Linked DNA regions of Homo sapiens: region 2 is linked to region 1. The links are chromatin contacts, found by Hi-C or POLR2A ChIA-PET in ENCODE. All regions are on one chromosome and are shown on one strand. The core of a region is the stretch at or near the end of the contact, and the rest is flanking DNA. Distances in the headings are between cores, read along the strand shown. Region 1 overlaps LSM12 (LSM12 homolog). Region 2 holds the start of HROB (homologous recombination factor with OB-fold).

Region 1 (5,345 bases), core at 2,245-4,744:
TGAGGCAGGAGAATCCCTTGAACCTGGGAGGCGGAGGTTGCAGTGAGCTGAGATCGCACCACTGCACTCCAGCCTGGGCGACAGAGCAAGACTTTGTCTCAAAAAAAAAGAAATAGATTTTAAAAAGTAATCTTGGTGGCCCTCCCAAGCCTAAAAGGCACATTCTACACTTTCTCTACTGAGGGCAGCTTTTATTGGTTCTCTCCAGTGGTTTGGCAAAAACCATAAACTTACTAACTTGGAATAATTGGGCCATTTATAGGTATATAGTCATTTGCAAAAATATGTGGGAAAATTTAGATTTGTACAGCAGCTAAATTGAGGGTAGAGTGATAATCGTTTGCTTTACAAAAGAAGGCATATTCATGTTCTGCATGAGTTTTCATGACAAAAAAGGGCAAGGTAATCTCCTTCTCCCCACCCTCAATTTTGAAAAAAGGAAACACTTCTAGTTTCTTTTATTGAGAGCGGTCTCCCCCATTGATGGGGACCCCTAATTGATGGGGTCCTCTCTAGGAGATTTTATCCCATTTGTACAGCTTCCTGGTAAAAGCAGATCTGTGTAGCTGAGTCCGGATCCCTAAAGCATTACTGTAGGTTGAGTATATTGGGGGCAAACTGAAAATATATACAGTCAGCTTACAGTCATTTCTGCTGACTTTTCTAAGTGCTCCCTTACATCATTTAGCATTTGGGATGTTTGCATTAGAATTGAAATAGAGAATTGTCTAGTCCATTCTCCTTTGCTTTTGGAGACTTTAGGGGAGATTGCACTTGCACAACTGGTATTTTGGCGGGGGTGGGGGGTGTATTTTGAAATCATTGTTCTATAACCAGTGTGTCATTGTTACTCAGCCTGTCTAAAGAATCACTTCTGGCTGAGATTTATATCCATTTTATTTTCTCTCTGGCAAAAATTCAAGTGGCTCTTCTTCCAGCTTTTTTTTCTCCCCTTCTCTAGCTTAATTTGTCAGTTCCATTCTTAAACATTCTGCATAGATGCCTGGTTTCCTGAGCCAACTCTTGTCTCTTACTAAATGGGGTGATGTTATGTTTTTAAGCTGCTATGTAGGTGACAACGACATTTTACTCTTTGAACGTTCAGACTATCTAGTCAACACAAGCTTTATAGAAGCAGCTTTCTCTGACCCAGCATTCGGAGATGATTTGGATTTTCAGGAATAAACGTTTTTAAAGGGGATTGAGGTTTCAAAGTGAGATCTTCCAGCCTGCTTATAAGGTAAATGCCCGCCTGTCCACTAGATGCTTCCCAGGAGCTCTGCCACCCTCCAGTTTTTCCTTCTTTCCTTAAAGACTTCAGATTTTTTTTTTTTTTTTTAATAGAGGCAGGGTCCCACTATGTTGCCCAGGCTGGTCTGTAACTACTGGGCTCAAGTGATCTTCCTCCCTCAGCCTCCCAAAATGCTGGGATTACAGGCGTGAGCCACAGCGCTGGCCGACTTCAGATTTTCTTAAGGCATTGTTTGGAAAGCAAGATTCAAGGAAACTCCTCCTTAGGTTGCAGTGAGCTGAGATTGCACCACTGCACCAGCCTGGGCCACAGAGCAAGACTCCATCTCAAAAAAAAAAAAAAAAAGGAAACTCCTCCTTGTTACCGGGGTTTTTTTGGTGCTTGAGTAAGCGTTGCTTGTTGCTGCTTAAAATACATCATCAGCAGCTCTTTCCATAGAAACTACAAGGCTTTCTTGTTACAGTTGGGATTGCCACTGCTTGGAATGCTGTCAGCCTGTGTGTTTATTTGTCTGTAAAGTTATAGCCTGGTAGGGCCAGAATGGCAGCCAGTCTTGAAAGATTATATATATATTGCTGCTGTATTTGTCTCTCTCCATGTCCTAGAGATCCTGTGAAAAAGGAGCTCTGGCTTCAGATCACTGCAGGGTTTTGCCATTCTTCCCTCTCTTACCCGGGGAGGCTGAAATGACAGCGTGAGCTGGCCTTCTGTGCTCACGCCTGCTCCTCCTTCCTAAGACAGTCTTTGAAACTTGCAAGGACAAGAATACCCATGGCAATTGAAGGCCTCCTTTTTTTTCATAGTCAAACCTAAGCCTTGAGAAAGTGCTTAATTTTATAAACAAAGAATTAGACACTTGGTTTACTTCCTCTGCTATAAAACTATGCTTGGAGCCAGGCGTGGTGGCTCACGCCTGTAATACCAGCACTTTGGGAGGCTGAGGTGGGTGGATCACCTGAGCTCAGGAGTTCAAGACCGGCCTGGCCAACATGGTGAAATCCTGTCTCTACTAAAAATACAAAAAAATGGCCAGGTGTGGTAGCTCACGCCTGTAATCCTAGCACTTTGGGAGGCCCAGGTGGGTGGATCACGAGGTCAGGAGATCGAGACCATCCTGGCTAACACAGTGAAACCCCATCTCTACTAAAAAACTACAAAAAAATTAGCTGGGCGTGGTGGCAGGCGCCTGTAGTCCCAGCTACTCGGGAGGCTGAGGCAGGAGAATGACGTGAACCTGGGAGGTGGAGCTTGCAGTGAGCAGAGCTTGCGCCACTGCACTCCAGCCTGGGCGACAGAGCGAGACTCCGTCTCAAAAAAAAAAAAAAAATTAGCTGGGGGTGGTGGCGGGCACCTGTAATCCCAGCTACTCTGGAGGCTGAGACAGGAGAATCGCTTGAACCCAGGAGGCGGAGGTTGCAGTGAGCTGAGATCGTGCCATTGTACTCCAGCCTGGGCAACAAGAGTGAAACTCAATCCCAAGAAAAAAAGCTATGCTTAGTTTATGGTTTGATGGATCACTGTAAAAGCAGAATATAAATGTTTGAAGATTCCAAGCATTAAGGTACTTTTGGAATATGCTGTAGGTATGGCTCCCCCATTTTTTTTTTGAGACGGAGTCTTGCTCTGTCGCCCAGGCTGGAGTGTAGTGGTACAATCTCGGCTCACTGCAGTCTCTGCCTCCCGTGTTCAAGCGATTCTCCTGTCTCAGCCTCCTGAGTAGGCGGGATTACAGGTGCACACCACCACACCCATCTAATTTTTGTATTTTTAGTAGAGACGGGGTTTCACCATGTTGGCCAGGTTGGTCTCAAACTCCTGACCTCAGGTGATCCGCCTGCCTCGGCCTCACAAAGTACTGGGATTATAGGCGTGAGCCACTGGGCCCAGCCAGTGCCTCTTTTTATTTAAGGAACTGATGTTTGGGGACAAATTGTGTGTTCTCGCGCGTGTTTGCACATGTGCTGCAGCATTGTTAGACTCAGCTGTTCATGTTCATGGGTCTGAAGAGTCTCCAGATTATTTGTTGGACTTTTAAGATGCATTGTTTGCCTTTAATTTGTTTTAACTACCTTGTCTAGCACATTTGTTTTGTCTTACACTCAAACAAATTTGTACCTCTGGAATCTCTAGCAACCAGTAGTGTGGGGTAGGGATCAGAAATGTGCTGGAGAGGTGATAGGGATTGACAGGGTAGAAGTTACGAGATTGTAGTAGACTACCAGATTTTACTAGATTTTCTTTTGATCAGTTTGTGGATGGTTCCACCAGAGGGCAGTGAAGGAACAGACATGACGTAGAATTCAGACTCTTCGTTTTTCTCAAAAGCAGGACAGGGTTGCCTTTAGCTAAAGTTAAAGGTGGACAGCGTTTATGGTTAGATTTACTTGAGTCCTGGCTCCCTATGTGAGCACAGATAATGTTCTGTAAGAGTTTTTAGAGTCTCAGATTGTGGTCTGTGAAGGTGTGGTATGTATTAATTTTTAAACTGGAGGCTCTAGCACAACAGCTGATAAATCTTAATTTTCGCCTTGAATGGAAATTCTGTGTGTGTGTGTGTGTTTGTGTGTGTGTGTGTGTGTGTGTGTGTGTGTGTGTGTGTGTGTTTGTTTTTTTTTTTTTTAAAGAGACAGAGTCTCACTTCTTTGCCCAGGCTGGAGTACAGTAGCATGATCTCGGCACACTGCAACATCTGCCTGCTGTGTTCAAGTGATTCTGCTGCCTCAGCCTTCTGAGTAGCTGGGATTACAGGCACGCACCACCATGCCCGGCTAATTTTTGTAATTTTAGTAGAGACGGGGTTTCACCATGTTGGCCAGGCTGGTCTCGAACTCCCTACCTCAGTGATGCACCCAGTTAGAAGTGTGTGTGTGTGTATGTGTATGTATTTTTTTTTGTTTGGTTTTGTTTTGTTTTGAGACGGAGTCTTGCTCTGTCACCCAGGCTAGAGTGCAGTGGCGCGATCTCAGCTCCCTGCAGCCTTCTCCTGGGTTCAAGCAATTCTCTGCCTCAGCCTCCCAAGTAGCTGGGATTACAGGAGCCCGCCACCACGCCTGGCTAATTTTTTTTTTTTTTTTGTATTTTTAGTAGAAACAGGGTTTTAACCATCTTGGCCAGGCTGGTCTTGACCTCCTGACCTCGTGATCCACCTGCCTCGGCCTCCCAAAGTGCTGGGATTACAGGCATGAGCCACCTCCCCTGGCCGGAAATGTATATATTTTTAAATCTCTGACCATCATTTGCCATCACATAGTCCCCCAGCCACACTCTATAATGTTAAAAGTGCTTTATTTTCTTCCTAGTGCTTATCACTGTCTGAAATCACCTTGATTTCAGTTACTTGTTTATAGTCTGTCTCCCCCACCCACTTCAGGCTATATTTAGCCTAGCATAGTGAATGTCTGGCACATGGTAGGTATGCAGTAAGTATTAGAAGGAAGGAAGGAACGTTTTCTTGGAATACCAGTAACTGTTCAGGTATGTCGTGGATTTTTAAAATTTGTTTCACTTTTCATTTCTGAGAAAACAGAATCTGTCCAAACAAGTCTTTCCTGGCCTCCTTTCTTCAGCTTAGGTCCTGACTGTTGGCAAGAATGAAGATGAATCCTATTCTGAGTCTCTTTCCTCTCTTCCACCCTAGCTTGCCAGCAAAGCACGGACAGAGAAGGAGGAGAAGCTGAGCCAGGCCTATGCAATCAGTGCTGGTGTCTCTCTAGAGGGCCAGCAGCTCTTCCAGACCATTCACAAGACGTGAGTTGGGATCGGAGAGGTCCTTTGTCCTGGGGTAATGCTACCTGGTTGTGCTGTCTGGTGGCAGGCTTTTGGGTGGTTGTCTTCCTAAAAGTCTACTGGGGAAGCTGGGTAGGGTATTGGCAATATGCCAGCATCCAGAGGTGCAGGTGCTGTAGCCCCCTTTCCACACAGAAGAATAGTGTAATCACGGACAAGTTGTCTTCTCTGGTCTTTAGTTGCTTGTCTGTAAAACTTAGTTTTGGATTAGATTATCCCTAAGGATCCCTTCTAGACCTAGTAGTCCATAACTTAGAACTAGTGATTTCTTCTCTTTGATTTTGTTGTTTTGTGCCTTTCTTTAAAA
Region 2 (5,343 bases), core at 224-2,723, 100 kb before region 1:
CAAAGTGCTGGGATTACAGGCGTGAGCCACTGCGCCCAGGCTAATTTTTAAATTTTTATAGATACGGGGCCTCACTACATTGCCCAGGCCAGTCTTGAACTCCTGGGCTCAAGTGATCCTCCCACTGTGGCCTCCAAAGTGCTGGGATTATAGGTGTCAGCCACAGGCTGGGCATGGTGGCTCACTCCTGTAATCCCAGCACTTTGTGACGCCAAGGCGGGTGGACCACCTGAGGCCAGGAGTTCAAGAACAGCCTGGCCAACAAAGTGAAACCTCGTCTCTACTAAAAATAGAAATAAGTTAGCTGGGGTGGTGGTGCCCGCCTGTAATCCCAGCTTGTTGGGAGTCTAAGGCAGGAGAATTGCTTGAACCTGGGAAGTGGAGGTTGCAGTGAGCGGAGATCGCACCACTGCACTTCAGCCTGGGCCACAGAGTGAGACTCTGTCTCAAAAAAACAAACAAACAAAAACAGGTGTCAGCCACGGCCCCTGGCTTGGGCCTAAGGATTTTGCAATATCCCAAAGGTTTCGCCTGACCAATCTTATGTCAAACATAAGAGAAACTACCATAAATCCAAACATGTCTGCACAGTGGCATTGTTTCTGCAAATGAAGCCAGTAGTTTCCCTACCTAATCCAAGGCCCAAAAACTAGGGTCCCAGGAGAGTAGGATGCCCCAGTCCACGGTTCCTTCTTTCTAGCCAGCAGGGCTGCTGTAGCCAGTTCCTGATGAGTGTCAAACCCAGATCAGAGGTGGTGCCTAACCCCAGATGCCAGAGCCGCAGGAGCTACAGCTGGCGATACAGTTCCCAAGACTCTAAGGGTCAGAGTGAAAGGGGTGGGCGGGAGACGACGGTTGCAGTGAGCAGAGATCACGCCACTGCACTCCAGCCTGGGCGACAGAACGAGACTTCGTCCAAAAAAAAAAAAAAAAAAAGTAGAAAGTGTGGGGCGGGGAGGGGAAAGGGATGGACCCAAGCGGTAGTGACGTCTGAGCGCACTGGAAAGGGGGGTTTCCCAGGAGGGTAGGAAGGCAACAGGAGGGAAACTGAGGCCCGGGGGAGGAGAATGCTTTCTCAGGGTCTCCGGCGCGTCCATGACAAGCCCTGACGACAGCCCAGGTCTCCCGACTCCGCCGAACCCCCACCCAGACCCCGGTCCTGCAACTTGCGCGGGCGAGGGGCTGGAACCCCATGAGCAGTTCCGGAGGCCAGGGGGCCCTGCGGCCCGCCAGCCCCCAAGCTGGGCGCGGCATTACCATAGCGACGGCGGGTGGGCCTCGGCGGGGAGGTTGGCCCGGCACCCCGAGTCCGGGGAGTCGCCGGGGCCTTGGACACGACCCAGGTGGAAGTCTCGGACTCCGAGGGACAGTGCTTCCGGGCTGGGGTCAGAGGGATGAGTCTCTGCGATATAGGGAAAGTCGCCAGGAGACTGGCGGCAGGCGCCTTAGGCCGCATTCGAAGACGCCGCCACTGGGGCGTCTCCGCCTTCTTAAAGGGGCAGGCATATTTCTTTCCCGCCGACACAAAGGGCCTTCTCACTGTAGTCTTCCGCTCTGGTCTTAAAGGGGAAACGGATGGGCTCTCGGTCGCCCCCAAGCGGCTCCTCTTCCCAGTCGGCTGGTTCAGCACTGGTTCAGGTGAGATCAAGCATCTTGGCCCCACGATGCCTAATCCTGCCCCCGCCCCTTTCTTTTCCGTTCTTTTTTTTTTTTCTTTTTTAAACCGAATCTCGCTCTGTCGCCCAGGCTGGAGTGCAGTGGCGCGATCTCGGCTCACTGCAACCTCCGCCTCCCGGGTTCAAGCGATTCTCCTGCCTCAGCCTTCGAAGTAGCTGGGATTACAGGCGTAAGCCATGGCGCCCGGCCTCCCTGCTTGACTTAATACTGCTTCAGAGCAAGACTGTGGCTTTTCACCTTTGTGAACCAGCATGTGGCACATTGAAGACACTCAGAAAATGAGTTTGTTTTTGTTTTGAGACTTACTTTACTCCCTTACCCAGCCCGGAGTGCAGCGGCACAGTCATGGCTCACTGCATCCTCCACCTCTTGGGCCCAAGCAGTCCTCCCACCTCAGCCTCCTGAGTAGCTGGGATCACAGGCACACACCACCAAACCCAGTTAACTTTTTTTTTTTTTGACACGGAGTCTCACATTGTTGCCCAGGCTGGAGTGCAGTGGCACGATCTTGGCTCACTGCAACCTCTGCCTCTCAGGTTCAAGCGATTCTCCTGCTTCAGCCTACCAAGTAGCTGGGATTACAAGTGCCCGCCACCACGCCCGGCTAATTTTTTTTTTTTTTTTTTTTTTTTGAGACAGTCTCGCTCTGCAGGACAGGCTGCAGTGCAGTGGCATGATCTCGGCTCACTGCAACCTCTTCCTCCTAGGCTCAAGCAATTCTCCTGCCTCAGCCTCCCGAGTAGCTGGGATAACAGGCATGTGCCATCATGCCTGGCTAATTTTTGTATTTTTAGTAGAGACAGGGTTTCACCATGTTGGCCAGGCTGGTCTCGAACTCCTGACCTCAGGTAATCTGCCCGCCTCTGCCTCCCAAAGTGCTGGGATTACAGACGTGAGCCACTGCGCCCAGCCACGCCCAGCTAATTTTTTGTATTTTTAGTAGAGACAGGGTTTCACCATGTTGGCCAGGATGGTCTCGAACTCCTGACCTCAGGTAATCTGCCCGCCTCTGCCTCCCAAAGTGCTGGGATTACAGACGTGAACCACTGCGCCCAGCCACGCCCAGCTAACTTTTTGTATTTTTAGTAGAGACAGGGTTTCACTATGTTGCCCAGGCTGGTCTTGAACACCTGACCTCGTGATCCACCCGCATTGGCCTCCCGAAGTGCTGGGATTATAAACGTGAGCCACTGTGCCTGGCCTAAGCCCAGCTAATTTTTTTATGTTTATTTGTTGTAGAGATGAAGGCTCCCTATGTTGCCCAGGCTGAACAAGTGTTTGTTGAATGACTTGATGCCATTTGTCAGGAGGGAGTGCGAATGGCTGGGCAACTCAATGCTCACTTCCGCGGTGGCTCTTGCCTGTAATCTCAGCACTTTGGGAGGCAGAGGCGGGCGGATCACAAGGGCAGGAGATCGAGACCATCCTGGCTAACATGGTGAAACCCCGTCTCTACTAAAAATACAAAAAAATTAGCCGGGTGTGGTGGCGGGCGCCTGTAGTCCCAGCTACTTGGGAAGCTGAGGCAGGAGAATGGCATGAACCCGGAAGGCGGAGCTTGCAGTGAGCCGAGATCACGCCACTGCACTCCAGCCTGGGCAACAAAGCAAGACTCCGTCTAAAAAAAAAAAAAAAAGAAATTAGCCGGGCATGGTGGCGGGCGCCTGTAATCCCAGCTACTCAGGGGACTGAGGCAGGAGAATGGCTTAAACCTGGGAGGCGGAGGTTGCAGTGAGCTGGGATCATGCCACTGCATTCCAGCCTGGGCAACAAAGTGAGATTCTGTCGCAAAAAAAAAATTAAAAAATAAAGAATAATACATCTTCCAGCCGGGCGCGGTGGCTCACGCCTGTAATCCCAGCACTTTGGGGGACCAAGGCAGGCGGACCACGAGGTCAGGAGATCGAGACCATCCTGGCTAACACAGTGAAACCCTGTCTCTACTAAAAATACAAAAAATTAGCCAGGCGTGGTGGCAGGCGCCTGTAGTCCCAGCTACTTGGGAGGCTGAGGCAGGAGAATCGCTTGAACCCGGGAGGCGGAGCTTGCAGTGAGCCGAGATCGCGCCACCGCACTCCAGCCTGGGAGACAGAGCAAGACTCCGTCTCAAAAAAAAAAAAGAATAATACATCTTCCTCACAAGGTTGTTGTGAGATTAAATGAATTAATGCATTGAAATGGCTAACGCCATGCCTGGCCTATTAACAGGACCTCAACAAATGTGGATTCCCTTCCCCCTTACTTGAATTTGCAAACACGTGCTGGGAATTGTTATGGGAACCACATGGCTTGGGTTTGTATCTATTTCAGTATACTTGCAAATGCATTTCACCCTAATTTGTTTTTTTTGTTGTTGTTTTTTTGGAGACGGAGTCTCACTCTGTCGCCCACGCTGGAGTGCAGTGGTGGGATCCCAGCTCACTGCAACCTCCACCTCCCGGATTCAAGTGATTCTCCTGCCTCAGCCTCCCAAGTAGCTGGGATTACAGGTGTGGGCCACCACACCCAACTAATTTTGTATATTTAGTAGAAACGGGGTTTCACCATTGTTAGCAAGGCTGATCTCAACCTCTCAACCTCAGGTGATCTGCCTGCCTTGGTCTCCTAAAATGCTGGGATTACAGGCATGAGCCACCGCGGCTGGCCCCTAATTTGTATTTTTATCGAACAAACAGTTGTATTCGAGTCAGTGTGATGACATACTTTTTTTTATGTGTTTATCTTTACATTTGCCTTGGTATGGACGGTGGCATATTTGGATAGGAAGTGTGTGTACACGCTGAGAATCTTGTGTAGGTGATTGGGTATTGCCCGTTGAATACGTGTATGGAATTAAATGTGTGTTGTTTGCTGCCTATGGGGGCGGGGAGGACTGATCTGTTTGTGTAGCTTTGTGTGCGAAGGTTGTGGATTCTGAGTTGGTGTGTAGGCAGCTATGTAAACCAGAGCTGTCCGATAGAACTTTCTGTGTTGATGGAAATGTTTTCTATTCACACTGCCCAACAGAGTAGCCACTGACCATGTGTGTCTATTAAGCACTTGAAATGTGGCTACTGCAGCTAAGAAACTGAAGTTTTAATTGTGTTTAATTTTAATTAATTTAAATGTGAATAAACACTAGTACACCACAGACTGAAACTTCAAGGTTATTCACACACTAGATGGTGTGCATGCCCCTGCCTCTTACCACAGAAATCCCATCCCTCGTGTCCGACCCCAGTGGAGCCCCACCTGGGCGTGTGCGTACATGTGTATGTGCGCATGTGTGTGGGTGTGAGCCGTACCTAGGGGGCCGCCCCCCTACCCAAGTACCCAGCCGAGCAGTGAATCAGCCTGACAATGAGGTGAGTCATTCATGAACTGCTCCAGGCTGGCCCAGCGGGCGGGAAGCAAACGTCAGCCAGCCTGGAAGCCCTACCCACCCCAGCCCCACCAGTGGGATCGCTCAACCCCACGCACTGCAGATGTTGTTGAAGCAACTGACGCGGGCGAATCAAGGCACGGAAGCTCGGCCCCTCCCTCTAGTTTGCAATCCATTCATCCCTCAGCTTCTCTCTCCCCTCCAGTGGCATGTGAGTCATCTCAAGATCTCCCTGAGGACAGAGACATTCAGCTCCTCTATCCTTTACACCCCTGATCCGACACCCACCTCCCCAAGCCTATCCC

What was found. A loop is a pair of places that touch in the nucleus more often than their neighbours do. ChIA-PET counts read pairs that join two places held with the same protein, here RNA polymerase II (POLR2A). Pooled maps may share reads with other maps.
Region 2: a pooled map shows a loop between it and region 1 (2.6-fold over the local background). The contact joins the promoter of HROB here to the enhancer-like site in region 1. A Hi-C loop is called at or near these places in 3 of 50 pooled maps. POLR2A ChIA-PET finds 5 or more read pairs at or near these places in 7 of 52 experiments (A549, CD4-positive, alpha-beta T cell, HEK293 and 4 more).

Annotation. Positions count from the first base shown.
Region 1 is chr17:44,039,801-44,045,145 of GRCh38, reverse strand. LSM12 (LSM12 homolog) reads left to right here. Exons shown (of 5, transcript NM_001371445.1): 3 at 4,890-4,999. Among named protein-coding and RNA genes, the nearest start is that of LSM12, 24 kb to the left of the region's middle. Within about 2 kb of position 3,494, at least 5 of the 41 ENCODE cell types and tissues checked have a DNase peak (open chromatin) inside an H3K27ac peak, as active enhancers do.
Region 2 is chr17:44,138,060-44,143,402 of GRCh38, reverse strand. It overlaps HROB (homologous recombination factor with OB-fold), which reads right to left and starts at 1,473. Exons shown (of 10, transcript NM_001171251.3): 1 at 1,258-1,473. The coding sequence starts at 1,260. RefSeq lists silencers at 648-942, 1,189-1,248 and enhancers at 1,549-1,718, 4,921-5,343.